5 separate regions of the Homo sapiens genome follow, and regions 1, 2, 3 and 4 are each linked to region 5. The links are chromatin loops, found by intact Hi-C in ENCODE. Cell type or tissue: heart left ventricle. All regions are shown on one strand. Links, peaks and the distances in the headings refer to the core of each region. The heading gives the core; the rest is flanking DNA. Region 1 overlaps EEFSEC (eukaryotic elongation factor, selenocysteine-tRNA specific). Region 2 overlaps GATA2-AS1 (GATA2 antisense RNA 1). Region 3 holds the start of RUVBL1-AS1 (RUVBL1 antisense RNA 1). Region 4 has its middle 37 kb from the start of DNAJB8-AS1. Region 5 has its middle 32 kb from the start of LINC01565.

Region 1 (5,934 bases), core at 527-5,526, 440 kb before region 5:
AGAGGAAGGACACCTCAGGCAGGCAAGGCGGATGCCATCAGCAGGGAAAGTGGGGCTCTGGGGTTGCAGACATGGCAGTGCTGAGCAGTGGCCAAGGGATAGTTCTGCCTCTTGGAGGGAGATGAAAGAATGGACTTTTGGAGAACGCTTGCTGTCTGCTGGACACTGTTCTAGACCCGTGGCTCTTGCTGCATCCTCCCAGCCAGTCTCCTAGGGAGGCGTTTCCATCTACATTGCTCAGCTACTAGAAATGAGGCTCTGAGCAGTAGGCAGTTTGCTGCAGGGCGCACAAGTAGCCAGTGCCAGGCTCTGTTTCAGAGGCCCTGGCTTTGCCCAGAAGCTGCTCTCAGACCTTAGCACATGCCTGCTTCCATAGAAAATTGTGGCTCCTGAGGAACACTTTATATATAAATCAAATTGTCAAAAATAGAGATTTCTGCTTCTATTCTCCCCTCGATTATTTGAGTTTTTGTCTTTTGTTAATTGGGTCTTTTATTTTCTTGTGCTGTGTGATTAGGCTCCTGCTGCTTTGAAGTGGCCTTTGTTGGGTGGGTAGGGAGGACTTAGTTAATGTGGGTGATCCTCTCTTGGCAGGAGAAAAAACAACTTTTGCTGTTGAGAGAGAAGTTGACTTTCCCTCTTTCCATATCTCTTGTGTTGTGATGATTCCTCTCTTGTCTTGAGGCCTTCAGGAAGACTAAAATAATTTCCTTTGTCTCTAACCTACTTCCTGAGGATATTTATTTGGTGCCATGCACAGGTGCTGCTTAAAGATAAACCTGACTTTTTTCTTTCAAAATTAGTGCTTGAAATTTGCTAGCATTGCCCTGTCTGGCAGCAGGAACTTGCCTTGCTTGGCCTGGTGGCTACATCCCTTACCATAGATTTATTTGGGTTGCTTAGAGCTCCAGAGGGTCAGTGGCTTGTCCTTGGTCATTTGACATTGGCACTAGAGCTCAGTCTTCCCAGATACATGACGGTGTGGCACTTGAGGAAAAAATGGCCCTGTTTGTGGTCATTTCCAGGTGAGTTTCAGGATCTTTCGCCATGAACAGTAAAGGCCCTCGGGTTTGTGTTCTCAGCATTCTCTATTTTCTAAAAAGATGATCCAGGGGACATTCAGAGATGATCTTCAGAACTTACGCTCTAGAGAGGAAAGACTTTACATAAGAAGGACTCCATTTCTTCGGCACTTGCTGTCTGACCTCACAGACAAGTAGACCACAGGAAGACTGGAAGGGAGCCCTGAGGTGCTTACAGCACAGCCGTGTTTCCCATCAGCACCCAGCCCTTGCAGAGAGGGCTGACAGACACTTTGGCTGGAAAAAACAGTGTTTTAAAAAATCTCTGCAGTGGCTTGATCAGTACTTTCCAGCAGAACTTTCTGTGATGATAGGAATGTTCTACAGTGGCACGGTCCAACATGGCAGCCACGAGCCTCATGGCTGTTGGAGCACTTGCACTGTGGCTAGTGTAACTAAAGACTGAAATTTTAGTTTTATTTAATTTTAATTAATTTAAATTTATATAGGCACAGGTGGCTAGTGGCTGCTGTATTTGACAGCGCAGGGCTGGATGGACTGAGGAATGACTAGGTTCTGTGTCCCTATTGTAGAGTTGGGTTTGAGCTGTCCCCTACATGTGATTTGGTTATAAGAACTGTCATCTTCCTGAGATGTCCTGGCCTGGGGTGACTACCACAGGCCCTTAGATTCCACCCTCTCAGCTTCTTCACCTTCCTAGTGAAGGACACCTCCACTCTCCCAAGGTGCGGCCCTTGAACTGCTCCTCAGTGTGTCCTCCTCCTTCACCTGCCTCTGGATCCATCACCACGCCTTCTCCCTCCTGCTTGCTCTCTGTCTTTGCATTTCCCATCACCACAGCTGCGACCTGAAGACAGGCTTCTGCTAGTTCCTGGCCGGATGAGTACAGCATTCCCTCACATAGTCTCCTTGATTCCAACCCCCCGCAGAAGGTATAGGGATAGAAGAGAGTTTAAAAACTACTTCCCTGTGTAGAAGTCTTTGTTTGCTCTCTGCTGGCATAAAGGCTTAACTAAGTCTTAGCTGGCTGACGAGGCCCCTCCTGAGGGGTTGAGATCTCAGGACTCCAGGCCGAATGAACCACATGCAGGTCTGTGGACAGACAGACTGTGCTCTCTCATGCTGCATATTCTGGCTACGTGCACTTTTCTGGGAAGGGTCATTGTCCACCCTCCTCAGGCTAGATTAGGTCACCCTCATTTGAGGGCCTGTAACATCCTACACATTCCCCTATGATCTCATTTTCTCCCCATCTTATGCCTTTTCTGTTTACTGGATTATGTTTTCCACTGGACTTGATCTCTTTGAGGGTAGGGGCCTGTTAGCATTCAACTGTATGTCCGAGGGCCCAGGACAGGCCTTGGTACAGAGTAAATATTTGGTGCATGCATATCGGAATGAATGAATGAATGAAGAGGTCATTTCCCACTGCCTGCACCAATTACCCATGCTCTTATGGTGCTTTAAACAACTGGCCAAATAGAGTTCAACAGTGGAGGAAGCTTGCCTTGAGGTTAGACAAGTTAATCTTTCAATGGAAATTCAATCCTCATATTTCATTTTCAGGCCACTTTGCGTAGCAAAGTAGTTTAACTCATAGCAGATTTCTGCCATGCTGATGGTTAATTTCGTGGCCCACAGAGGGTCAGCACACTAATGCCGGGAACACGGCGACCTCAGTGCAGCTCACCGCACACAGTGAGGGCCCAGCGGCCCTGTTGTTTTAGAGAAGCAGTTCTCAAACATCCTTCTGATTTTGAGTTAACAGGGGTGACCCTTTCAAGAACATTTTTAAAAGCTATAACATAGATCCCTCCCAGATCGTATATTTTCCTTTCTCCATGCAGTTCAAAGGGGCTGAGTTGTCTCATAGGTTTTTGCCGGCAATCTTCAGCTTGACCCTGGTTGTTTAAATCTGCCGGAGGAAATTTGAACAAAGTTGTACTTTGGTAATTCTTCTGCCTCTGTGAACCTTTAACCTTGGGGTTTCTTTTCGAGCCAGGGCTGCATTGTCACCAGTCGTCCCTGCTGGGGCTTTCAAAGAGCATTGTCTAGGGCGTCTGTTTTCACTTTGCTACTGGAGTTCTTTTGAGGAAGGGTATTAATTCAGACCTGACTCTGAGACAGGACGAGCACTTTTAAACTTGCCCCAGAGCTTGGGGATGGGGAAATGAGCGTAATGCAAGCCTGTGGCTGATGCCAGTAATTGTTCTGCAAATAGTCTGTGAGGGTGAAGGGAGAAGAGGCCCTCCAGAGGCAGAGGAATGTGCCAGCTGTCCAGTGGGAGGCCACAGCTTTGCCCAGGGTTTGTTGACTACATGACAAAAAGAGGTCACTGTCTCTGATCACTAGTTCTGGGTCCAGAGTTCCTCCTGAATGTAAAATTCCTGGAGTGCCAGGTTGCTAAGAACCTGGGAGGCCAGAGGTGAACCTGGGGCTCCATATACCATTACCAAGTGCTTGCATGGTAAAAAAAACTTTCTGGGGAGAGAGAGGAAGGCTCCCTGAGGCAAGAGGGTAGAGATTTGCTCTGCTGCTGTCCTGGTGCTGGCCTGAGCCTTTCTGAGTGAGTATCCCTCTGTAGACCAGGTCACTCACCTCCATCAGCTAGCCAGTTTCACCCTTTAGTTCTTCTTGTGTCTTTTCACAGGAAGCCCAAGACACCCATAAATGTGAAATGTCACAGTCATAGGCCCCCTGGGGCTTCGAGGCTGTTGTCATGGGTGTGCAGTGTTTGAAACTGGACCCTAAGAGGGGAGGCCCTCTGGTACCTCCCCAGGCATCTCCTTGCTGGTTCTGTCACTTACTCTTTGCGACAGGTTGAGAGTTGTTTGAACATCTGGCTTGTTCCGTGGCTTTCTTTGATTTATTTTCCCAGGATTCTTAGTGTCCTGAAGATTTGGTTAGGCGACCTTATTCCTTAAGCTCAGATGGTATAGAAGGAAAGGTGGATCATGACATTAATTCATTCAACAAACTCCGAGCAACTACTGCTTGCCAGGGGTTGAGTTTCTAGTGGTCAACAAAGCAGAAGTGGCTTCTGCTTTCATGTAGCTTCCTGTCTAGTTGGGGAGGCAGATGGTACAGAAGTAAATAAAACATGCGGAATTATAAATTATGTAAGTGCTAAGCAGGACAAGACAGGATGCCCAGATAGGGACTAATGGATGTGGGGCATCTACTTTAGTTTGGAGGCCAGGGAAGGCCTTTCTGAAGCAATAAAGCTGAAGCTAAACTGTGGCACAAAAGCCCGTCCCTGGAATGTTGGGAGGTGTTCCAGACCAAAGGTGTAGCACACATGAGGGTCCTGAGGCTGGACATCTCCTGGGGCTAGCTACGAGTGAGAGGGTATCAGCTGGTTTTCACACAGCAGACCTGGTGTTGCAGGTATATTTGGACAGATGCATATATCTGGACTCTCTGGAAGTCCCAGTTTTGCTGAAAGATAAGCGTGGCACATCCTATCATTCTGAAATAGGACACGGTGAGACAGAAGAAGGCAGGCCAGCCTTCTGGATATGCCTGGTCTCACTATGGCTATCCTATTGGCCTTTATCCATCCTTAGTCTTATTTCTGGTACTGTAACCCCTTATTTCCATGGTAGAGGGATGGGCTGATGTGGAATCAGCGTTGGCAGGCAATCCTGGCAGAAAGTGAATTAGACATTTTTCACAACTCTGTGATTGTGTTTGGTCATTAAACATTGGCCCACTGGCTGCTTATGACTTGAATGCCACATGGAGGTTAAGGACACATTCCTGAACCACTAACTCAAGAATTAGACATCAGAGATACTAAGTATCTAACATCATAGAATTGTAAATAAAATTCCCCTGACACCTAGACCTCGTCTCACTCCTGGTCAGTGCTCCTTTCCCTGCATAGCCTCACAGAGCACAGGCCCTTCATGCTTCCCTCCATCCCCTTTCCTGCGGGGCTGCCTCTTGGGCTGAAGGCAATGCATGGCGGTGGGGCAGGCGGCATATTTTGCCTTTTCTTTTTCCTCCAGAAACAAGTTTGGCATGGGACTTGGTCAGTCTTGATCTGTGCCTGGAAGTGTGAAGGCGTGGGTGCAGATGTTGGGATAATTTTTGTACCTCAGAACCAGAACTGGACACTCACTGTAGGGAAGACCAGCTCCTCACCCCCCGCCCCGCCTCCCCCGCCTGGCCCGAGGTTCCTGTTGAGCAGGCATGGCCTAGCCTCAGACTTGCATGCATATTTTTCTGCTGTTGATTTTCTCAAATTCTTTCACAAGGGAACAGTAGTTTACATCCTTTAAAGCTTTCTTGAGGCTGGGCACGGTGGCTCACGCCTGTAATCCCAGCACTTTGGGAGGCGGAGGTGGGTGGATCACCTGAAGCAGGAGTTCGAGACCAGCCTAGCCAACATGACGAAACCCCGTCTCTACTAAAACTACAAAAATTAGCCATGCGTGTGTAATCCCAGCTACTTGAGAGGCTGAGGCATGAGACTGCACTCCAGCCTGGGTGGCAGAGTGAGACCACGTCTAAAAAAAAAAAAAGCTTTCTTGGGATACCAGTTTGGTCTTCTGGTGACAGAACCTTGCCCATAGGTTAGAGGAAATAATACTTTCAGCAACACCCCCAGCTTGGGGGATCTCAGAAAGAAGGGCATGTTGCCAACTTTTGAGGATTTGTCTGAGAAACAGCAACCTGGCATCCCCCTAACTCCCTGCTTTTTTTCCCTCTAGAATCAAATAGAATCTCTTTTCCTGGCAAAGATTTCCTAGATAAAAAGAGGTACTACTTAGTCATTTTTGTAGGTTCGTTAATAGTTTCTAAAAGTTTTTAAAAGTACATAATAAGAAAACTTGTTATGGCAACCAATAAAGTTTCTTTTCGAGGAATGAATATTTTCTAGGAAAGA
Region 2 (5,934 bases), core at 660-5,659, 110 kb before region 5:
TGTGTCTGCGTATCTGGGTTGTGGGCAACTGTGTATATGACTACATCTTTGAAATGCATGTTTCTGTGGCCAGCAGTGCCCTGTTCTGTGGACTGTAGAAAAGTGTGTCCTGGGTGACACGCGGGGTGTGCATCCTGCAGGATCACACACCATCCAGACCTTCCTTAACCAGCAGGGCAGGCCGCCAGTGGAGCTCTAGGGTACCATTTGCTCGGGCACTTTCTGTCTGTCTGTGGGAGGGGAGATGAGCTGATAAGGCTTATCTGCTGTCGCCAGCGCCATGCTGAATAACTGCTCTAATGAGGTGTCCTCATTGGGACCACCCGATCCCAAGGCCCTGGGCCTCACTGGGGAGGGGCATGGGCGAGCTTGTCTGAAGCACAGGAGCAGGGCCTGGGTGCCTACAGGGCCTTTTCTACTTCTGTCTTGTTTCCTTGGAAAGGGGGTTCCAGGCCTTGCACCTCCCCACCCCACCTGCCTCCTGCCTACTGGGCGGAGCTGGGCTGGCCAGGCCAGAGCTGGCTGGAGCCTTCCAGTCTCTGGTCTGTGGCCAGGTTCACAGCCTTGAGAGGGCAGGAGGTATGAGGCCTGGAGATGTGGGGCCCTCAGGGTGGGGTGGATGAAGAGAAATGGAGATTCAGTGACAGAAAGATCCAGAGAGACAAGGAGTGGGGAAAGAGATGGGAGGCCCAAAGACAGATTTTAAAAAAACAATGAGGAAGAGGCACTGGTGGGGACAGGCCTGGAGCTTGGGGACACTTGGAGACAGACAGAAATAAACAACTAAAAAGTGGCAGAAAGGGTCAGAAAGATGGGAATAAAAGCAAAGAAGGTGATAACCACAGAGACATGGACAGAGACAGGAGAGAGATAAGAGAGGACAGAGAGATAAGACAAAAATAGAGAGATTCAAAGAGAGGCGCAAAGAGCCAATGCGAGAAGAGGGACGTGAGAAGGGCCCCAGAGAGAAGAGTGGGGACGCAAAGGAAAGATGGGCAGGATGGGATGGACAGACTGAGATGGAAAGGCCGACAGGGCTTAGCCGCCAAGCTCGAAGGAAGCGCGGGAGGCCGGGCGCCGGGCGAGGATGGGCTGGGCATGAGCTGCGGGCCGCGGGCAGGGCGGGACACCAAGGCGCGGGCGGTGGTGGCGGGCAGGGGGCTCCGCGCGGGGCTGCGCCGCTGTCCGGGGTAATTTTTCATCTCGGCCGGCTAATCTTTGTTCCCGGCGAAGATAATGAATAGCCAGTCGTTATCTGCCCGGCTCCCGGAGGCTGCCCGAGAATGGGGTTGTACAGGGCTGGGAATTGTTTCCAAAGTGCCGCGGAATAAATGGTGTTCCTTATCTCTGCCTTCCAGATTATCGGAGCCCTTTCAGAGAGCGCACAACAAATGCGCCCGCCATCGAATGCATCATTTACCACCGCAGATCCGAGCGCTGATGGGCAGGCAGATAGCCCTCTGCTGGGGGCACGCGGGCTCCCCGTGCCCGTACCACTCGCCTGCCTGCCGGGGCCACTGAGTGTGCGCCCCGGTGTGCCCGGCGTGTTTGGATGGACACGTGGGTGTGCCAGTGCATGGGCTAACGCCGATGCAACTGTGCGGGTGTGTCAAACAAGTGTACCACAAAAAAGTGCAGGTGTGCGAGCCCATCCATGCACACGCATGGCAGGCGTCTGTGCTGTGTCCGGAGGCGGCCGATGAGGCGGGTGGAGGGTTCACACAGGAGGCGGTGCTGCACTAAGCTTGTGGGCAGGCATGCGGCCCAGGGTGGCTGGACACGTGGTGGAGGAATGGGAATGCAAGCCCGCGTGTCCGAGTGCAGCGGATGAGCATCCTGCGAGTGCCTCACTGTGTCTGCCCTGGAGGTGGCTGTTTAGGGGAGCACGCCGGAGGCCACTAGGGTGGATGTGCTGTGTGCATGCAAGTGCCCACCCTACGTTGTGTTTCGGGGCACACAAGCTACCTGTGCCTACCGGGATGAGCATGCAAGTGTCACCGCTCCCGCCGGGCGTGCTTGGGGTGTGCTTGGGTCTGCGTGAGGCTGTGTGTGTCCTGCCGTATCTCTGCCCAGGTGTGCCCTGGTGAGCTGAGAGAGGGGCACGGGGAAGGGCAGTCGTCGGGGCCTGTCCGTGTGCCAGCGTGGGTGGACTCCGGGCTGGGGAAGCGACAGGGAATGGTGTGTGCCGGTGTGACAGACGCCAGAGCGGCGGGGTGGAACGTGCTGTGTCACGGGAGACTTTCTTGACCAAAACGGAATGTGCGAGTGTGGAAGGAAGAGGGGCCGTCCGCGGAGTTTGGGGACACCCGGGCGTCCGAGCCCCAGAGCCTCTGCAGCTGGGACAAGGAAGCCCGAGCCCGCCGCCTGAGGTCCCCGCGCCGTTAGTGACACGCGCCGCCGACAAAGGCTGTATTTTTCCAGGCTCGCGCCCCGCCCGCGCGCGCGCGATGGTCCCCATGGCGACGCAGATAGCGCCGCAGCCATTTTCCCTATCTCCCCAGAGTCTATTATACGGCGGGATTAGCTCATCTCCAGGCAGGTCAAACCCAAAGTCACACAACCTGCGACGCGGGCCCCGCCCCCACTCCCCGGCCGCCCCTCCCCTGCCCCGGCCCCGGCCCCGGCCCCAGCCCGGCGACCCCCGGCTGCTGCCCAAGCGCAGGCGCAGAGCGCCACCTGGCGGCGGCGGGGTCTCGGGTGGGGTCCGCGGAGCCGGTGCCCGTGCAGAAGAGGTGGGGTGAGGGTCTCTACCTCCAGAAGGCGGGCTCTCTGGGAGCAGGGGCTTTGCTTTGTCACTGCTGTTCCCCAGGGCCAGACTAACACACAGTAGGTGCTCCATAAGTGTTTCTTGAAAGGATGTTTGGAGGGATGGATGGATGGATGGATGGATGGGCAGGAAATTATAGACGGGGGCAAACTGCCAAAGGCTACAGTTTAGTTGGCAGCAAAAAAATCGTTTCTGAGAACGCATCCCACTGAATTTAGAATAAAAGCCAAACTCTTAGAACCTATGTAGTGGCCCTTACTGACCTCTCAGACCTGATTTCCTTCTTCCTCACTGCAGCCACAATGACTCTCTTCTTGTTCCAGAGTGTTCCCACCCCAGGGCCTTTGAGTCTACTGTCCCCTCCACCCCGAATGCATTCTGACTCCACTCAAGTGTCACTCTCCAAGAGCCAAGTTGCTCCCCTGTCCCCTGCTCTTCTCTGTCTATGCATTCTTTTATAGTGCTTAACACAGTCTGAAATAGTCTCGCCCCTGTGTGTGTGTTGTCTGACTCCCCCTCTAGAATACCAGGATCCTTGGAGGTGAGGGAGTTCCTGTTTTGCTTGTGGCTACAGCTCAGCCACTGGAATCATATCTGACAATTGGTTGGCATCAGTCGCAACTCTGGGAATGAGGGAATGAGGACTAGAGGGGGCTGGACGGGCCCAGCCACCTGCCTTCATCATTGTCATTTCTCTTTATCACTACGGTAACTCCTCCTTCCCCTCATGACTTTGGAAGTCATTCAGCAGCCACTCCAGCCCCACCAACCTGCCCCTATCCCAGAGGGGCCTGGGATGGAGGGAGAGAACCACTGAGGCCCCTCCACATCCCTGCACCCGCTGTGCCCATGGGGGCGGAGAACACATCTGACCCGGCTCTGAGGGAGCCGTGGCCTCTCTAGGGAGGGCTGGCCTGCTGGTGAGACTTCACTCATAATACAAGATAATTATACCAGAGTTGTCATGAGGCGGTGGTGATTAATTGCTGTGCGTGGGGCACGGACGGACAGCGAGGTATAGAGAGTGGAGAGAAGGCCGCAGCCCAGCTGGGCTTCCAGGTGGGAGCTCAGCCTCCCCATCTCTGCCGTGGAAGGGACTCAGAGGTGTCAGGCCAAGCATGCAGGCAGGCTTGTGACAAACTCCTTGGCCAGGAGCTCTGAGAATTAGCTTCACTTCCCTCAGAAATGCCCCAATTCCCTCCTGGAAGAGGAGCTGTGTGACAGCTCAGGCCAGGGGGTCGGGACTCCCCCCATCTCCTCCGCACACACATACCCCTGCACACATACCCAGCCACGTACAGCTGGGTGGCTGTACGCAAGTCATTTTTCCACTCTGAGCCTCAGGGTCTTCCTCTGTCCACCTCCCCCCAGGATTACTGGCAGAATTAGGTGTGAGCTTGCATTTAAAAAGAGGTTTGTTTTGTAAACCCAGGCTTTGCAAATTGGCAGCCCAAGTCTCGGGGGCCTGTGCAGTGACTGATCATTACCAACATTTCGAAGTGAGAGATGTCACATAAAGAGCGTCATTTCGAGCTTCTCTTGAAAAGTTGTAAGGTGAGCTACCCTGGGACTGTATTCCTGAATGGCAATGTGATGGCAGAGTCCTGCAGTATTACCACCTGTGGACTTGTGCACCAGGGTTCCCACCCACCCACTTCAGGCCCTTGGTTCAGGGATGTGCCCGTCATGGAAATACCAGGTGCTGTGGCTCTGCTGGTTTTGGCTTTCCTTCTCTGTAACCTTCCAATATCTTTCTCCTTCCAGGTACTGTAAACCACTTAGTAATTAATTAGTTAATAAATTCATCTCATCAGCACTTTTAAATAATGTGCTAGGCCACACTGTCATGGACCCCAGATATACAGCAGCAAACAAAGCAGCCATGGTACCTTCCCTCAGGGAGCAGTCAGTCCAGTGGAGGAGTCAGATATGACTCACCACACAGATCGAAAAATCTCCACAAATTATGAGAAGAATGCTGAGGGAAGAAAGAACATAGGTGGACCGCTGCTGAGTCCAGGCTTACTTGCAGAGATCTATGCTGGCCAGGCCCTGTGCTAGGCAGCAGAGGACATGGAATAAAATCAAATAAGGTCACTGTGTGCAGGCACCTCACGGTGTGGTAAAGGAGCAGCCCCATCCACAGGTTCTATTAATTCCAGCCTGTGAGAATTGGAACCACAGGGTGAATTTTGGAGGACAGGCACTTACACTAATCTGGAAGCATAATATATAAAGAGTACCTACAAATCAATAAAAAAAAATAGAAAAAAAAAGAGCAAAGTATATGAACAGAAAATTCAATGAAAAGGAAATAGAAATGGCTCTTAAATGAATGAAAACATACTCTCACTCAGAGAAATGAAAATTTAACCCATGTCAAGATACTTGGGGTGAAGGAAGTGTTTTAAAATTCGATTGTGGTGATGGTTATAACCCTATAAATTTACTAAAACTTATTGAAGTGTACCTTTAAAACAAATGAACTTTATAGTATGTCAGTTATATCACAATAAGGCTATTTTAAAAATAAAAACACTTTGAGATACCATTTTATACCTGTTGGTATTAGCAAATGTCAAAACACTGGATAATGCATTATGTTCCTAAAGGCATGGGGGAGACGGCCTGGGGCAAGCGTCCACTGATGCATTCTTGGGTTGGGGTGGGCAACAGGACGCTGTCAAACATACAAATACATTTACGCTTTGAGCTGGGAATTCCACTCATAGGACTTCATCTGATATATATGCTTTACATCTGAAAAATGTATAAGGAAATTCACCACAGCCTCATAGATTATGGCAAAAGTTTGGAAACAAAAGATGTTTGTCTACAGGTGAAAGGTTATGCCACTGTCAAAAAAAAAAAAAAAAAAAAAAACAGAGAGAGAGAGAAAGAAAGGACAAGAAAAAGGAAAGAGTAGTTCTTTGCATACTGATACGGCATTATCCCAAGATAGAATTTGTGTGAAAATAAAGGTGCAGTACAGTGATGACAGTGATGTGTTACCACTTGATTAAGAACTGGGGTAAGGAGAGAAAATATATACATTTGCTTACATATTTACAGAATTTCTCTGGATGGAAAACAAAAGAAGCTGTTAACAATGGTTGACATCTACCTGGGTTTGGGACCTGGGTTTGGGTGGCTGGGGACAGGGATGG
Region 3 (5,934 bases), core at 127-5,126, 530 kb before region 5:
CTGCTAGGACACATGTGCAGCCAGGTCTGCCCCGCGCTCCCTCTGCACCTGCTGGCCTCAGGGCTCAGGGAGGCCCTGGACAGGAGCACAGCACGTGGCCTCAGGCTCCAGACCAGCCAGGCGCTGTGAATTGCTGAGGCAGGCAGGGTGCTTGCCAGTATAAATATGTTAGAAAACCTGCTGCCCCAGGGAAGCAGTAGGCCATCTCTCGTGCCTCAGGTATTCGTTTGCACCTGTGGCCGTGGCCCCTCTTGCCTGAGAGCAAACGGAGCCCACATTCCAGCAGCCACGCACGCTTCAAGATGGCAGGCCCTGGTGTCTCTCCACCTGGCTCCTCCCCATGCACAGGGAACTAATGCACAGTGATGGGGGGGTAAGGCTTACTCTGCTTTTTCCCTTGGGGCAGGCACTGTCCCAGCCACTTCCTACATGTGCTCTCACTTCACCCCACTAGAGGCCCAGGAGGAAACAAGTCCGTCCATTTTACAGGTGAAGAAACTGAGGCCCAGGGAAATAGAGTGTGGCCAAAAGTCACTTAGCTCCCGAGCCAGGACAAAAAGCCTAAGGCTCACTTCCTACTCCAAGTCCCTGTCTGGCTGCTGGTCCTGCCTGCAGGTACTTCTGCTAGGGACGTAGCTGGGGCAAGGAATGAGGAGTCTAGGGAAACAGGCCCCACCCCCGGAGCTTCCCCTTGCTGCCCTTGGCTCAGGGGCAGCACCCGCTTCAACTGGCACTCCGCTCCATCCATGGTGCTGCTTTACCACTGCCTCCCTGGACCTGCTGATGCCCTACCCCATACCCCGCCCCCAGCCTGCTCCTGCTGAAGCCAGGCCAGCATGAAGTCCTCAGGAAGGCTGGGATGAGCCTCCCATCTCATTTCTGAGGGGTCTGAGCCCCATGGCCTGGGGAAGAGCAACGGATTCCTGATGAGGGCCAGGGGATGGGCATGTGGCACTGTCCGAGAGTCAGCAAAAGCCCCAACCTGAGCTTCAGCACCTACCAATGCCTGGTTCTGGAGAGCCAGGTGTGCCCCTAAGTGGTAGTGCCCACCTCACTCCCCTGCCCCAATCCCTTCTAGGGCCACATTACCCACTCCTTTCCACTCAGCAAACATTATTGAGCCTCATGGGGAAATGGAACAGAAGGTGCCTCTCCTCTTAAAAGCTCATGCCCCAGCAGTAAGGGTTCTGCAGTGTCTGTCAAACCTGTGGGCCTTGTTCCCTCTGCTGTCTGCCTGACAAGCTCCTGTTCATCCTTCAAAGCACAGCTCAATAAGGCTAGAAACATCTAAATGCCCATCGGAGGGGGCTGAATAAATTACAGCAGCTCCTCCCTGTGGAAAGGAACTAGGAGGACATTCTTTATATGTTGAGTTAGAAGAATCTCCAAGATATGCTGTCAAGGAAGAATACAGAAAGCAAGAAACAATAGCGTATGCTACCATTTGTGTTTAAAAGGGGGGTAGGAAGTGACTAATAGACTACATCAGGAAAAGGTGTAGCAATTTCCCATAAAACTAGACATACACTTACCCTACACCCAGCTATTCTACTCCTGGGTATTGAAACCCAAGATGAAAATATATGCCTATACAAAGACTTGTACAAGAATGTTCATAATAGCTGAAAAATAGGGAACAGCCTAGGTGGCCATCAACAGGCAAATGGATACATGTGGTGGATCCACAGGGTGGCATTTTACCCAGCAATAAAAAATAAACTATCCATACACACAACATTCAGGAGCTCAAAAGCTAAGTGAAAGAAACAAGTCATGTTGTATGATGCCATTTACATGAAATTCTAGAGCAGGAAAACCTAATCTATTGCAAAAAAAAAAAAAATTCTAACAGTGGTTGCCTCTAGTGTGTTAGAGATTGGCACAAGGAACTTTCTGGGCAATAGTAATATCCTTCACTGGGATTTGGGTTTCATTAGTCAGAACTCATGGAGTGCTCCACTTAGGATTTGTACATTTCACTGTATTTTTAACGTTTAAAAATAACCATAAGCAGCCGGGCACAGTGGCTCATGCCTGTAATTCTGGCACTGTGGGAGGCCAAAGCAGGTGGATCACCTGAGGTCAGGAGTTCAAGACCAGCCTGACCAACATGGAGAAACCCCATCTCTACTAAAAACACAAAATTAGCTGGGTGTGGTGGCATGCGCTTATAATCCCAGCTACTTGGGAGGCTGAGGCAGGAGAATCACTTGAACCCGGGAGGCGGTGGTTGCAGTAAGCTGAGATGGCGCCATTGCATTCCAGCCTGGGCAACAGGAGCGAAACTCCGTCTCAAAAAAAAAAAAAAAAAAAAAAACTTAAAAAACCATAATCAAGTACTGAACTCTAGATAATTATACACATGCTTAACTATTTACAGAGGTTGTTGTATCTGCAACTCACTTTGAAATGCACAGAAGACTGACAAGACTGACTGGCAGGCAGACAGGGGGATGGGCAGTGCAGTGCCTAGATGACAGGGATATGGGGGCTCACCTGCAATCCTTTTTTTTTATTCCCCCAAAGGGGGTGCACTATTCCTGGAGGTACTGCAATACCAGGTGGATGCATGGAGTGGAAAGAGCAAGGTCCTATTCCATCTCCCTGCTCCAAAAATCCATTTAACATACTGTCCTCAGATAGCAGATATTAAAGTGATAAGAACACTACACTTGATCTTAGCCAAAGGCTGAGAGGCGATTGCCTGTAATTCTTGCAGTTTTCCATGTGATATGTTTCATAATGAGTGTTGGGAAGGTCCTGTGAGTGTGTGCTGCCTCACCCAGGTCCTGGCCATCTCTAGAGGAACACACCGGTGTAAGGCAGGCGCTTCCGGAAAGGGAACAGGAGGCAGGGGGCAGGTGTCGAGGTAGGTTTTCACGGTACACGCCTTTGGCAATTTTGCATCAAAAAACTAAGTGTATGCACATTTTTTTTAATTGAAAGCCCAACTCAGCCTTCCCCCACTGCTCCTTCCCCGCATGCACGGGGGGACACACGCCTTCCTCCCTGCCTGCCGGGACTTCAACCTCGCTTGCTGGGAAGTCGCGCACTTTCGTCGCGACTTCCCAAGTCGTGCTGGGTGTGACTTGGAATCTCGGATCCCTGGGCTAGGCCTGGCCACGCCCCCATGGGGGGAGGGGCAGCGCGGCGGGGGCGGAGCCTGGGCCCGAAACGCCACGGGCGCGACTCTGTGCGCGTCCGCCCACACGGGGGCGCTGTGTCCTCGCAAGCTCCCGCGGGGTGCCTCGCGGCCCTGGAACGCTGTGGTTTTCGAGGGGAAAAGTGAGAGTGGCTGGTCCTGCCTCCGCTGCCGCTTGGCCCTGAGATCCCCACTGCCCACGGGATAGGCCCCAGTCCACCCAGCCGGGGCCCCCCCCTTCCCCTCGTCTCGCTCTCCTTGGCAGTTCGGACTTCGGGTCAGTCCCACACTCGCGCCCGGCTGTCCCTGCTGCGCTCCTGTCACTGGCATTGGGAAGCCCTCCGGCCCCCTCTCTGCACACCTGGCACACGGCTCCTCCCTGGCGGCATGTGGGTATTTGGGTTGGGCGAGCCTCTCCCTCCCGATTCCCGAGTTCCGAGTGGGTCCCGGCGGACCAGCGCTATTCTGGAGGGGCAGTGCCTCAGAGGCAGGTCGCTTCGAGTGGGGATTTGTGCGCTCTGGCGCGGAGGAGGGGGGTGGGAAGCCGGCTCTTGCCCTCCTCACCCGGTGGGGAGCGAGCAGGGCCAACGGTGCGCTGAGAGCGCTCAGGGCGTCCCCAACAGCATGACCCGACCCAGGGACGAAGCTCTGGGGGACGGGACCACTTGCGATGACAGCTAAAGGAGCACAGGGGGGCGGCCGGCATGGAGAGGCGGGGCCGGCATTCCTGCGGGCCTGCCGGGAGGGTGGGGAACCTGGGATTTAGCCATGGGACCTGTGGAAGGGTTTTGGGTCGGGGTCCTGACCGTCTAGTCTGGGTTCTCAAAGATGGTTGGGACAGTGGGCAGGCTTGCAAAGACCGAAGAGGCTGGTGGACCTGGTGGCTGAGGCCTAGGCCAGGCAGGGATCGCGGTGGGGAGGTCACAGTAGGTGTGGTCCCTCCTCCCCCCACCCCTCAGGCCTAAGTCACTCAGGCCCTTGTGTCACGGTGGCACCGGGACCTCCACCCACTACATACACACGCGCGCGCGCAGCCCCGTGAAAACCTGCGCCGTGTGCCCCAGACCTGCAGCCCGCATCCCGCCGTGTCCCCCGTTCCCTGCATGCGGCTCCAGTGTAAGTGCAGCGTGCCGTGTGCGGCGTCCCAGCCCGCACCCCGCACCCCACCATGTCCCTCTGGGTGCGGGGTCCGCATGCCCGCGCCCTCCCCGCAGCTGCCGGCGTCCCCATTAATCACGCGGCGCTGACGGCGCTGATCTGCGTGCTGGCGGCGTGACGGTGACGGTGACGGCGGGTGACGGAGCGGGCAATCGGCAGGCGCCCATCGGCCCATCTTATCGCGGCGGCCCAGCCGCCGCCCGCTGCGCGCCGCCCATTGATCGCGCCGGGCCCCTGCCCGGGGGTCAGCGCGGGCCGGGCCGGCCTGACAGCCGCATCCGTCGCCGAGACGCGCGCTGATGGCCGCCCAGCCCGCACGGCCTGGCCATTAATCACCGTGCCTGCCGCCAAGTGACGGGAGGGGCGGCAGGGCAGCAGGGGACGACAGGCAGCCCCCGTGGCCGGCCCACCCCTTCACAGTTCCGGGGCCCTGCTGCGTGGCCCGCCCTGCACCCTAAGCTCCCCAGCCCCCCTGCCCAGGCCTCCCTCACCCCCTATCCTCTTATGGCCTGCTCTCCCCAGAACAAATGGAAGGGGAGTGGCTGCATACTGGAGGAAGCAAGAAAGAGGAACTTCTGTGTGGAGAATGAATGGATGACCACGGATGAAGGGGGTGAACACTGTTCTACCTCCCGAGGGACCTCTTTCCCAGACACCAAATGAGAGCAGGTCTGACCTGACAAACACCAGCACTGGCTGGGACAAGGGGGTGGTCATTTCGCCCCCTCTGGCTGCCTCAGCCCTAGCTGAGCCTCACCCAGGATGGGATGCTAGGGCCCCAGTGAGAAGCAGTGCGTTGTTTCTGGCAGTTGCCCCGTGCTACCCCCTCTGCTCTTGGGCTGTGTGGCCCTGAGCCAGTGCTGGCCCCTCTGGGCTACAGGGCTTTTTCCAAACACAGGGGGATCCTAAGGGTCCTTCCAAGTGCCAGCTGTCTGCGATAGGGAGGGGCAGGGCCTAGCAGGCTGCTTCCTCCAGTTTGACAAACTGTGACCTCTTTCCAAGTGGGCCAGGAATCAGGAACTCTTTACTGCCTCTTAGTCTCTTGGGTACCTGATACAGCTACATGTGGGTCACTTCACCAAGTCCTCACATGGGTCTATGGGATATGAACTTCCCACTCACACACCAGGAAACCAAAGACTCATGGGGCTAGGACCAAGGGCCACACAGAGGAGGAAAATGCAATCAATACCATGCCCTGCTGAGCCCCAGAACCCCTGGGTCCCCTCCCACTGCTCCTCTGCCCACAGCCCTCCAGAGCAGGGCCTTCTTGGGGTACCCCAGCTGCTCTGCCCAGGGCTGGCCAGTTTCTGAGGGATAGAGGTCGACTGGGAGTGCAACCCCAGCCCCCTTCTGTACCCCCATTTTATTACACAAATGGCTAAGGTTTGCTAACCAAGAAGTCACTCTCTGGTGTGACAGCATGATTCATTTAGTCCTAAAAAACAAACTATCCTACCAATCAATCTGGCAGGTGCAACCCTAAGACATGTGGCAGTAAGAAGGTATCTGCACTGAGAAAATGAGGCAGGGCACAAGGTGGTTTCCCTGCCAGGGCCAGGGACGCGTCTTTCAAGAGCCCTTCCCAGTCTCACAAGTATCTCTGGGGCCATTAGCACAGGAGACAGGGCGCT
Region 4 (5,934 bases), core at 449-5,448, 180 kb before region 5:
AGTGAAAGAAACCAATCGTGAAAGGCCACATAATGTGTGATTCCATTTATGTGAAATGTCCAGAAGAGGCAAACCTATAGATGCAGAAAGTAGATTTGCCAAGGCCTGGGGGAGCAGGAAGTGGGGAGTGACTGCCAGTGGAGACAGTTTCTTTTCAGGGGACAGGGTGTTCTAAACTTAGATTGTAGTGATGGTTGTACAACTCTGTAAACATACAGAAGTTTGGAATTGTACACTTTAAGTGGGGGAACTTTATAGCATGTAAGTTATAGCTCAATAAAATTGTTTTTTAAAATTGGTCAATGCTCCATGGCCATTCTCTCTGCCCTGCAGCCAATGCCTGGGGGCAACCCTTGCAGCGGGTGGTTCAGCACCAGAGCCTTGGTGGGTAGGGAACAGAGGCCCTTTGCCTGGGGGGGTGATGGGGAGAATGTGACCTGGAGCTGCGGGAGACACAGAAACGACACCCAGAAACACCACACACCCGCACACACACACTATGCATGCACGTGCACACACGCACACTTCCTGGGGGATGAAATGCAGCCATTCCCAAAGACACCTGGCCCCAAGAGTCACCTCTGGCAGGCTGCAGGAAGCACCCACCAGCCTCCTGGCTTCTGCTGCTGGCTGCTCCCTACACCAGCAGGCTGGGTGCCTCCCCAAGCCTCAGTCTGCTCTTCTCCTCAATGGGCAGAAAGTAACCTGCTTCCCAGGGCTGCAGAAGAGGCCAGTGGGGTTCTATGGTGGAATTCACTTTATTGTTGTTTTTAATTATTGTATTACTTATCTGGTTTGGGGGTGTTTTGGGTTTTTGTTTTGTTTTGTTTTGCTTTGTTTTAGGCAGTCTCACTCTGTCACCTAGGTTGGAGTGCAGTGGTGTGATCATGGCTCACTGCAGCCTCGAACTCCTAGGCTCTCATGATCCTCCTGCCTCAGCCTCCTGAGTAGCTAAGACTACACAGGCATGCACCATCATACTGCCTATTTTTTTTTCTTTATTGGTAGAGACATGGTCTCACTATGTTCCCCAGGCTGCTTGTGAACTCCTGTCCTCAAGTGATCTTCCTGCCTTGGCCTCTCAAAGTGCTGGGATTACAGGAATGAGTCACGGCACCCAGCCATTTATCATTTTTATTAAGGAAATAGTTCAAACATACGAAAAGTGCGCGGAGTATAATACAGTGAACCCCATGTGTCCATACCCACCACAACAAACTACTGACGCACGCAACAAAGTGAATGGAAGTAACAACCTCCGGGACCGTGTCTCCCGCCCCACCCCAATCTCCTCCCCCACTCCTCTCATCTTCTGTGGGCCAGTTCTAAAGCTCGTTCAGTCTAAGGTGGAGACTGCGGCGGAAGTGGTCTTTCTCAGGGAGGCAGTGGCGGGGTGGTCAGGGCCTCTCACCAAGCAGGTAGGACTGGTCAACTCCATGATTCTGAGAGTCTGCGACTCTGTGACTGGTTTTTAAAATTGTTGTTTGTCACATACAGTAAAAATCACCCCTTTAAACATGTAGCTCTGTGCGTTTTGAAAAACACATTCAGTTGTGTAACCCCTACCTGAGTCAAAAGAGAGAACAGGTGCACCCCCATGCTTCATGCCCCTGTGAAAGCACCCCTCGCACACCCGGCCCCAGCATTCACTCATCTCTTTTCCATCACTGTTGTTTTACACTTTCTAGAATGTCACATGAGTGGGATCACACTGTGTGTGGACTTTCCAGCAAGGCTTCCTGGCCTTGGGATTCATGCTTGTGGCTGCACGTCCCAGCAGCTCCTTGGGTCACTGAGCAGGGCCCCGAGGTGTGGCTGTGGACGAGCGGATGGATTCACCTGCGGAAGGACACTCGGGCTGCTTCCAGTTTGGGGTGACTGTGACTAAAGCTGCTCCGAACACTCTTGTGGGGTTTTGTGTGAGCATCGGTGCTTCTCTCCCATAAGTAAACACCTCACCGTGGAAGGTCTGTGTTGTGTGGCGTGTGTTTTACTGCCACGCGGTTTCCCACCCCAGCTGCTGTCTGCATTCCCGCCTGACTGGGCATTTTACCTTTCACTCAACACATTCCCATCGGGCACCCACCCAGGCCAGGCGCGGTGCTCCCAGTGACGGAAATGGCCAGGATGAACGAGCTCTGCCCTCCTGGGCCCTCCTGGGCCCTCCTGTCCTGTGGGCAGCAGGCAAGAAACCAGGCAGCCTGGGGACACGCGGGACCATCTGGCTGTTGGCAAGGGCTCCAAGGGCATGAATTAGGGCAATGCTAACAGGGTGACTGGGGCGGGCCTTGCTGAGGTGAGTTTGAACCGAGATTAAGGCAGAGGGGCCATCCCATCCAAGATCCGGGGGAAGGGTTTCCAGGCGGGGGCCCAGCAGGTGCCAAGGCCCCGAGGTAGGTGAATCGTGTTATTATGCTGTGACTCAGCGACTTTTTGGATGAATGCTGAGTTCCAGGGACCTGCTAGAAACCTTACAGTCATCCCCTGTTCAATCCTCACAGCAGTCCTACGCAGGAGGGGCTACTGTCGCCCCCAGCTTACAGCAGAGCCACTCAGGTTCAGAGAGGTTGTCACCTGTCTCGCTGCACAGGCCACGCGGGGCAGAGCCAGCACTTGAACCCGGCGGGACTCATGGAAGTGCGCTGAACACCTGGATTCCCACCTCAGCTCGAATCCCTGCCTGCAGTCCTGCTGTGTGGCCCTGGGCAGGTCACAGGTCCTCTCTGAGCTTCCGCTTTCCCGTCTGTAAAACCGGGCTGGCGCTGCTGGCCTCGCAGCCCGCCGTAAGCATCCTGTGGGATGAGGTGTGAAAATGTCCTGGAACGGTGGGGCCCTTGCACGGTGGGGTGGGCACGCACCCATTCCGCCCCGAAGGGCCGTAGCCAGCCAGGCCCCCTCCTCGGCCCGCCGCGGGACTGCGCTGCCGCCAGGCGCCGACAGAGGGCAGGAGCGGCCCGCGCCCAGCGGCCGAGAGCGCACGGCAGGGCTGGCAGGGGCGGCCCCGGCGAGGCGCAGCGCGGGCGGGAGCCCGAATGTGGTCTCAGGACTGCGGCAAACACCTGTCGGACTGTCTGGGACGCACGACCTAGGGACACGGACCCAGTGCACGGTGTGGGGGAGGAGGTTAGCGAGGGATCCTGGGCCCACCCGTCTCCGGGCTACCCCACCCCTACCCCGCCAGTCCCCGCCATCCAGCGAGGTGCCCCGGGAGTCTCTCCGGGAGAGCGCTGGCCCCGGGTCTGCGAAGAGCCGGCCTGGGGGGCAGGGCCTTAGGCTCAAAGGCCGCCACGTCCCCACGTGGCTCTGAGCACCGGTGATGTGGCCGTCCAAGATGAGATATACCCAGGGCCCAGTACACCCCAGCTTCCAAAGGCCTTCTGTGACAAAGAGAGACTAAACAATCACACTTATCACCTTTTGTATTGAGCTGAAATAGTAATATTTTGGATCTACTGGGTTAAATAAAATATGAAAATTAATTTCATTTTTTCTTTTTAAAATTGTGGCTAAGATATAAAATTAGGTAGATGGCTCTCACCTGCCGCTTGTGTTCTGTCTCTACAGGACAGGCCTAAGTTGGATGTCTGTGTTATCCCATGTAATCCCGTCCAACTCTCCCAGTGAGGCGTTTACTGTTATTACCTATCCCATTCTACAAACGGGGAAGCTGAGGCGCTGAGCAGTGATGTGACTTGCTCAGGGTGGGTTATGGGCACACACCCAGCAGTGCCCACCCCATGCCCATGTGTACCACACACAAATATTCATAACACATGCAGGGGCCCAGACTGTCAGTGCCAGAGTCCACGGGTAAGATGGAGAGACCCTGAACACAAACACGCTGCCAGCCTCCCAGCTCATACACAAGCGTCACCTGTGCACACCCAGTCTTGTGACAGCGTCAGGAGCACACACATCCACACTGCTGTTCCCAGACCCCCTGCTCACGCCCATGCACACACACCTACAGGTGTGCTGGTCTTCGAGGCAGGCAGTGTGGCCAGCCTCCCTCATGGCCCACAGTGCCATCCAGAAGACTGTATGGGGCCCTGCTGCTGACTGGCTGGTGGGCTCGAGACCCGCCAGACAGTCAGGCCCCTACTCACCTAGGGCTTGGAAAGGGGGCCCTGGCTGAGACTCCATCTGTGTCTGGGGGAGCCAGACCCGAGGGGAGTGAGTGGGCCTACGCGGAGCTCCTGCCCTCCCTGCGCCTGCCTGCCACCCTTCTGTTGAGGGCCCTTCCTCCTGGCTGCAGCCATTTGCATAAAGCTCCCAAGCCCAAGGATCACATTACATGGAGGCCTGATGATAATCTTTGTTGAAATAATATTTAACACATGCTGCACTTTTAATTAACTATCTGAATAATCTCAAATTAATACCAGAGCTTTAAAAATAAGTTTTCATTTTCGCGTTTGGTAACATAATAGCGGCCCGGCTGGCCCGTTTCCCCCTTCTTTGATTTAATTAAAAGCCCTTTTGTGTGTCTCTTGTCACTTCAGAAATGGACAAAAGCCCCCATGTGGGCCAGCCAGGGCTCCTGCTCGGGGTCCAGGTCTGAGGCCAGGGCCAGGGTCAGGGGTACTTAGGGGCCCTGAGGGCAGGTCCTCCACTGAAGCTCCCAGCCTGGCTCTGGCAGTGCCACTGAGGGAGGCCACACATCACACACACTTTTGCCCAGGGACACTGGGGCACGGTCACAGAGGCCAGCAGGCTGCCTCCCATGCATACAGACACACGCTAGAGGCAGGTGGCAATCTCCGTCCCTCGTCCATAACACACACCGGCCAGGCTCTGCAAACATGCCCACCAGACCCATGAGCCTCACGTACCTTCACGCATGCATGTGCACACACACAAAGTCACAGTCACATATACACCATTTGGGAATTGACAACCAGAGCCATTCTGGGCTTGGCATTAACAATTGGCATTCTAAGTCCAGATCCAAGAAACCTGGGGAGCTGCCTGGCCCCGGTGCATGACCCCTGCCCCAGAGTGTGTGATGTGTGTGTCTGTTGCTTCTCTCTCTCCCTGTCCTAACCTGTTGGTTCTGTCTCTGCACCTCTGTCGCAGGCTCAGGACCCCGAGGCCCGCCAGGTGGGCAGCCTCCTGGGGCTGGGTGTGTTTCCCCACTAAGTCTGCTTTCACTCGCAGGTTTCCTCCTGGACCTGAGGAGCAGGCAGGGGTCCTGGGGGCTTCTGCCTTGCCCCTGCCCTGGCAAGCCAAGCCCTCTTCTGAACCCGAGATAGACCAAGGGAAGCTTCCCCAGGCAAGCAGCCCCAGCCAGTCCAGCAGGGAAACTGAGTCCCTACGGAGGCTTAGTTTTCTCCAACAGGTCCAGGTTGCCAGGTGTCTCTCCACTTGGGGGGCCTGAGGCCTTGGGGAACTGTGTGGGAGGGGGTACAAGCCAGACCCACCACAGAGCCTGGAGTCTTGGCAGGGAAAAGTGGAGGTCCCTGGGAGGGTCTGTGCTTCCCGCTGAGGTCCTTGGAAAGCTGGGGGAGGGAGCTGTCGATTCCCCCAGCGACAGGGGCCAGCAGTGAGGCCGACCTGGCCAGGGGTGGAAGCAGCCACCACCTCCAGCTGACTCGTTCCATCGACAAACCCCAGGGAACTGGGTCTGTGCTGGATGAACATATTGGGCCCTGTGTCCTCGTGATATGGGTGGTGAAGGGGTCCCTGCCCTCATCTCACAGCCAGATGGGTGCAGAACATAGTGCTACTGGGAGGAGGCTGGGCAGACAGTGAGGGCACGCGGTGGAGGCAGGGTGAGCGGGGAGGCCACACGCAGGACGCTGTATCTGACACATCGTCAGAAGAGGGGCTCCCAGGGCTGCAATAAGCAAGGCAGCCTCCTGCCCCCATCCCGGGCCCTGGGACCCAGAGCATGACCAGCAGAGCAGGTCCTGAGAACAGATGGCCCGGGGTGCA
Region 5 (5,934 bases), core at 394-5,393:
GAACTACAGGCATATACCGCATGCCTGGCTAATTATTAAAATTTTTTGTAGAGATGAGGTCTCCCTCTGTTGGCCAGGCTGAACTCCTGGGCTCAAGCGATCCTCCCACCTCGGCCTCCCAAAGGTCTGGGATTATAGGCATGAACCTCTGTGCCAGATGGGAAAATTATATTTTTTAAGTAATATCTCTCAGGTTTTAAATGTTGAAAATGAATTCATCTTTCAGTAATGATAATAATATTCTATAAGGAAAAGAAAATACATCTGCCAGCTAGGAGATGGCAGCCTCCAATTAGGAGCAAGGAGGTTCACCAGATCCCATGCTATCTGGTCAGTTGGTGTCAGGAGGGAATAAAACTATCCCATGCAAAATTTTCTGATCATCTTTTCCAGCCCGGCCCAGGACTGATTCCAGCACCTACCTAAGTCAGATCCTAGCCAGTCCTCAGGGAACTAGGTATGGAGCAGTGGACAGAGAAGGATAATTAAAGCAATATAGTGTGACATCCTGTAAATGAATGGAGACTTTCCAGAGGAATTCACAAGAAATTGCTAACACTGTGTTTCTCTGGAAGAGAAGCTGGTAGGAAGCCGGAGATTCTGCTTGCCTCTGTATACCCTTCTGATCTGTCTGGATCCTTAGTATGAGCATGTGTTAACTCTTACAATTGGGATTTTTTTTTTTTTTTTTTTGAGATAAGGGCTCACTCTGTCACTCAGGCTGGAGTGCAGTGGTGTGATCTCAGCTCACTGCAACCTCAACCTCCTAGGCTCAAGTAATCCTCCCACTTCAGTCCCCTGAGTAGCTGAGACTACAAGTACTCGACTCCGTGCCCAGCTAATTTTTACATTTTTAGTACAGATGGGGTTTCATCATGTTCGGCAGGCTGGCCTCGAACTCCTGAGCTTGAGCGATCTGCCCACCTCAGCTTCCCAAAGTGCTCGGATTACAGGCATGAGCCACCACGCCTGGCCTTTTACAATTTTTAAAATCTCTCTTTGTTGTTACAAACAGGGTCTTGCTACGTCACCCAGGCTTGCCTCAGACTCCTGAGCTAGAGCGATCCTCCCTCCTCAGCCTCCCAAGTAGCTGGGACTATAGGCCCATACCACTTTTACAATTTTTAAAACACAGAAACATTTTGTAATGAATCTGGATATAAACAGATGTGGTGATACCATCACAACATTGTAACCCCAGTGCACAGAGACCCCAGCAAGGCAGTAACCATGTCTATGAGAGGGAGAAGGAAAGTAGCACTTAAGCTTTCCCAGGAGTAACCCTGGGGGTGGGTTTTAGAGAATGAATAGGAGTTTTTCAGCGGGGCGCGGGGGCTCACACCTGTAATCCCAGCACTTTGGGAGGCCGAGGCAGGCAGATCACGAGGTCAGGAGATCGAGACCATCCTGGCTAACACGGTGAAACCCCGTCTCTACTAAAAACACAAAAAATTAGCCGGGCGTGGTGGCGGGTGCCTGTAGTCCCAGCTACTCGGGAGGCTGAGGCAGGAGAATGGTGTGAACCCAGGAGGTGGAGCTTGCAGTTAGCCGAGATCGTGCCACTGCACTCCAGCCTGGGCTACAGAGCCAGACTCCATCTCAAAAAAAAAGAGAATGAATAGGAGTTTTTCCAGGCAGACAAGAAGGAACACTTCGAAGACCCAGGACACCAGTAGCTGTGGGGATCACTGGGGAAGGTTTTGTGGCATTTGTGGAGGTGTTAAGCCTTGAAGGAGGGGAGAATCGGAGTGAGACGGGGGTTAGGGTAGGGAGTGTAGCACAGGCATGGACACAGCACAATGCCAGGGACAGTGGGATCTGGCTGCAGCTCCAGGAAGGCCATCTCCCTGATGTCAGGGAGGGGTGAAGACCTAGGTTCAAGTCCAGGTTCTCCCAATTACTTGGCGTGAAGCCTTGAATTTGCCCTATCCATGCCCCGTTCGCTCACCTGCTAAAGCAGGGATGTGTAGCAGGGCGTAATGGCGCACGCCTGTAGTCCCAGCTACTCAGAAGGCCGAGGCAGGAGGATGGCTTGAGCCCAGGAGTTTGAGGCCACTCTGACCAACATAGCCAAACCACATTTCTAAATAAGTAAATGGAAGCGTGGAAGTTGTGCCCTACTGAGAGTGTGTATGAGAAGCACCTGAGAACCACAGCTAATGAACTGCCCACAGGCTGTGAGGAGTTTGCACCGGTCCTCATTGCCTTGCTCAGGGTCAGCCCAGGAGAGGGGCCGCCCCACCCAACGCTGCCACACAGGCTGGGAAAAGCCATGGCTCTCCAACGGGCATCCACACTCCCGGCTAAGCAAAGGCTCTGCAAAGCTGGGGCCAGACAGCCACTCAGTGTCTGCTGTTTCCTCTGGCCCTGAATCGCAGGCCGCGCTGGATGGCTCTGGTGCCAAAGGGTGGCCTCTGAACAGGAACCTCGGCCTGGGAATGTCCCTGGGACCCCACAGGACCTGACCCGGAGCCACCACTAGAAGCCGGAGCTCCCAGGCCAGGGCTGCGGGAATGGCCCCGGGTCCTCTGCCCAGGGCCTGCAGGTGCTCCAGGTCAGCGGGCGACTTTGGCCGCTGCAGAGACCGAGATACGCGGGGTAACAGCCCGTTCCGGAGCCGGTCATCAGGCGCCAAGCCCCGCTGGGCTCCTCGCAGCCGCGGGACCTTTCTCCGCCCTTCCCGAGGCTGAGTTTCCTGAACGGGAAGCTGCCGGCCCGCGGGGCAGCCGGGAGCAGCCAGGGCGTGAGGACGTGGGTTCCCGTCACCCCCGGCTTGGAACAGCAGCGCCGCAACAACCGCTGGCGTTCATCGAGCCTCTCAGCAGCCCTGCGAGGCGATCCCGGGGAGAATCCCACGCCACAGCCGAGGAAACTGAGGCAGGCAGGGTGACACACAGCCCAGTAGTGGCGGGCGGGCGCCCAGGCTGCCACCGCGCTGAGGACCGGCCCCTCTGCCAGCCGGGAGGTGCGCGTGGCCTAGGCGGGGGCGCCCTCTGGCGGCCGCGGGTTCCAATCCCTGCCGGCCTCGCAGGCGTGGGGCAGGACAGCCGCGCTCTCGCCAGGGCCCAGAGCCCCACTTTGCCAAGGAGCTGTCGCTGGAGCGGTGACTTTGTTCAGGGCCGAGAACCGGAGGAGGAGGCCAGACTTGCTGCTGGGCAGCTGGCACATGGGACATGGGGTGTTATGACTCCAGCATTTATGGAGCGCCTGCTGTGTGCTCTGCAGGTATAGTCCCATGACCACCCCCCGAGCATGGGGTTATCTCATTCTTTTTTTTGGGGGCGGGGGGGACGGAGTCTCTCTCTGTCGCCCAGGCTGGAGTGCAGCAGCGCGATCTCGGCTCACTGCAACCTCCGCCTCCCAGGTTCAAGCGACTCTCCTGCCTCAGCCTCCTGAGTAGCTGGGATTACAGGTAGGCACCACCACGCTAATTTTTGTATTTTTAGTAGAGGTTTCACCATGTTGGTCAGGCTGGTCTCGAACTCCTAACCTCATGATCCACCTCCCTCAGCCTCCCAAAGGGGTTATCTCATGCTATGGATGAGGCCCTGAGGCTCAGAGACCCGTCTGACTCTAAAGCCACCCATTAGGACTGACCCCAGACAGCCCCTTAATAGCCACTGGGTTCCACTGTGGCCAGGGGAGTGTGGCATGAGGCAAAAGGGACCATTTCCCCTCTGAAACATGAGCTGAACTAGATCAGTGTTTTGCCAGCATTCAGGTCCACCTTGCAGCATGTGCAGGACGCACCTATCACCCGTGTTCATATTCACATCCTAACGCCAGGCCTACACAGTACTGACCATGGGCACCACCTGACCGCTGTCAGCTTATTTGAGGATCACACCAACAACCACGCTCTTGTTAGAAATTAATATGACCCCGTTTTATGAATGGAAAATGGAGGCTCAGAGCAGCTGAGCACCTTTCCACAGTCACACAGCCAGGTGGCGTCAAATCCAGCAACCCAACCCTGGCCACCGGCTCCCGGCCTCTGCGAGGTGGAGCTTCCAGCTAATCCAGCTCCACTCTGCTCAAGCCATTTTTCTTTTTTTTTTTTTTAAAGAAATGAGGTTCACTATGTTGCCTCGACTAGTCTTGGTTCCGGTACTCAAGCTGAGTATGGGAATTAAAAGCATGAGCCACCACCCAGGCCTATATTCTTTTTTACAATTTATCCCTAAACGAAACTTTGTATCTCTGACATAAGTGGAAAATCACTTTCACATGGCTAAATACAGGTAGCTGTAAAAATCAAATACAATTTATGGCCAGTGCTGTGGCTCACACGTGTAATCCCAGCACTTTGGGACGCTGAGGCGGAAGGGCCACTCGAGCCCAGGAGTTTGAGACCAGCCTGGGCAGCATAGTGAGACTTCATCTCTTAAAAAAGAAAAAAATAAATCAAATACAATTTACATCAAATAAAGTGATCCAGTTCTGACCAGAGAGAATGGTCAGCAGAGAGTCTGGCATTCTAGACAGGGTTCCATTTCCATTGAAGAGGTTTCTGTGTTACAAGCAAGTGAACTGGTGGGACACTGCCTGGTTTTCTCCTGAATCCCACCCCACTGCGGCACAGATCTCACTCCCCATACCCCAGCAGCACCTCCTCCCAATCCCCAGCCTCTCCACTGCAACATGAAGCATGGAAGAAAGATGAAGGTGTGTGTGTCACTCGCTGTAGAGTGCTGAGAGACGCAGGGAAGACAGAGGCATAGGTGTCCGTAATTGGGGTGCAGGTGGTGAGACACGGGGAAGATGGTGGTGTGGGTGTCCATCTCTGCTGTGAGGTAGAGGGCAGACCCCATGTAGATCTAGGGTCATGAGTTAGCCTTGATATATGAGTGGTGACTTACATGACAACTGAAACCAGTGCCATGGTCTGAATGCATTTATCCCCCCAAAATGTACCTGTTGATGTCCTAATTCCATAGTGATGGTATCAGGATGTGGGGCCTTTTGGGGGTGACTAGGCCATGAAGGAGGAGTGCTCATAATTGGGCTCCAAGCCCTGATAGCAGAGCACTGGCTCGGCACGCCAACTTCTGCCTGCGAGGACACAGTGAGGACACCGGCAGGCTGCATCCCGGAAGACAGCCCTCTGCAGAGCCCGCCCCTGCTGCCACTCTCATCTTGGAGTTACCACCCTCCTGAACTGTGAAAAAGGAATGTGTGTTGTTCTAAGTACCCCGATTGTTGTTATTTGTTATCACAACCTGAACAGACTAAGACAGGCAGCATGAGCATGTGCTCTTGATCGACATGGACACAGATAAATGAAAACCCACCACACATTCCCCAGGGTGTACACACACCTGTCCCCATGCGTCTCACACAAGATGCGCTGGAGGTAGGAAAGGGGAGGGAAATTGGGGCTGGGAAGCAGGAAGACGCAGCGAGCCCAGAGGGCATGGTGCCCTGATCTGATGAAAAAGATAAAAATAGAACGAACTAGAATCAAATGCCCCGCATAGGGCCCGGCCAATTCTAACCCTCAAGCCCCCCACACCCAGCTGTGGACCCTGGGACAGCCACTGTATTATCTGCGCCTCTGCCTGTCCACTGGGGGCCCTGCGGGCAGGACTGCTGTGTTGCCTCTGTGCCTGGCCCATGGATGTCTGACTATGGGTCTCTGTAAACACGGGGGCAATGTCCCCAGTCCCTCAGAGCAGCCACACCAGATGGGCCTTCCAGACTGGCTCTGTCAAGACCTGAAATTCCCAAGTCCTTAAAAGGCTGCAAATCCTCCCCCCACTCCACAAAGACAACACACAAATAAATCATAACTGCTGTGTCCTAAGCACATCGTGTGTGCCTGGATTTTACACACATATTTGTCATCTTCACAACGTAAGTAATATTTGGTCCATTCTTTGAATGGGGAAACAGGCAGAAAGAACTTAAATGACTTGCCTCAAAGTTACCCAGCTG

Evidence for each region. Peaks named below come from ENCODE experiments on the same cell type or tissue, not always from the same donor. Only the 100,000 strongest peaks of a DNase experiment are listed, where the experiment ranks them.
Region 1: a loop joins it to region 5, with 3 times the contacts of the local background. A loop is called at or near these places in 31 of 110 quality-filtered maps.
Region 2: a loop joins it to region 5, with 2.9 times the contacts of the local background. A loop is called at or near these places in 20 of 110 quality-filtered maps.
Region 3: a loop joins it to region 5, with 4 times the contacts of the local background. A loop is called at or near these places in 28 of 110 quality-filtered maps.
Region 4: a loop joins it to region 5, with 12 times the contacts of the local background. A loop is called at or near these places in 79 of 110 quality-filtered maps.

The regions. Positions count from the first base shown.
Region 1 is chr3:128,164,944-128,170,877 of GRCh38, forward strand. All of the region lies in intron 1 of EEFSEC (eukaryotic elongation factor, selenocysteine-tRNA specific), which reads left to right. Among named protein-coding and RNA genes, the nearest start is that of EEFSEC, 14 kb to the left of the region's middle. RefSeq lists a silencer at 3,063-3,357. In heart left ventricle, for the core only: no CTCF peak of the experiment used is centred there; no DNase peak of the experiment used is centred there; H3K27ac peaks cover 912 bases.
Region 2 is chr3:128,495,341-128,501,274 of GRCh38, forward strand. The region is part of intron 2 of GATA2-AS1 (GATA2 antisense RNA 1); the gene reads left to right. Among named protein-coding and RNA genes, the nearest start is that of GATA2, 5.1 kb to the left of the region's middle. In heart left ventricle, for the core only: a CTCF peak has its summit at 2,692 (motif pointing left); DNase peaks (open chromatin) are centred at 2,411 and 2,678; H3K4me3 peaks cover 1,037 bases; H3K27me3 peaks cover 3,486 bases.
Region 3 is chr3:128,072,549-128,078,482 of GRCh38, forward strand. RUVBL1-AS1 (RUVBL1 antisense RNA 1) reads left to right here and starts at 3,262. Exons shown (of 2, transcript NR_046645.1): 1 at 3,262-3,531. It also overlaps a transcript of RUVBL1 not described here and the pseudogene RNU2-37P. RefSeq lists silencers at 2,919-2,968, 2,979-3,418, 4,760-4,859. In heart left ventricle, for the core only: CTCF peaks have their summits at 3,213 (motif pointing right) and 3,430; DNase peaks (open chromatin) are centred at 3,203, 3,873, 4,153 and 4,258; H3K4me3 peaks cover 2,325 bases; H3K27ac peaks cover 836 bases.
Region 4 is chr3:128,423,562-128,429,495 of GRCh38, forward strand. It overlaps a transcript of EEFSEC not described here. Among named protein-coding and RNA genes, the nearest start is that of DNAJB8-AS1, 37 kb to the right of the region's middle. RefSeq lists enhancers at 2,649-2,848, 3,927-4,485, a cis regulatory region at 2,721-3,401 and silencers at 2,849-3,158, 3,189-3,238. In heart left ventricle, for the core only: a CTCF peak has its summit at 2,932 (motif pointing right); a DNase peak (open chromatin) is centred at 3,010; H3K4me3 peaks cover 413 bases; H3K27me3 peaks cover 1,484 bases.
Region 5 is chr3:128,605,536-128,611,469 of GRCh38, forward strand. No RefSeq gene overlaps it. Among named protein-coding and RNA genes, the nearest start is that of LINC01565, 32 kb to the left of the region's middle. RefSeq lists a silencer at 2,883-3,082 and an enhancer at 3,093-3,272. In heart left ventricle, for the core only: a CTCF peak has its summit at 3,002 (motif pointing left); DNase peaks (open chromatin) are centred at 2,387 and 2,986; H3K4me3 peaks cover 1,071 bases; H3K27ac peaks cover 712 bases.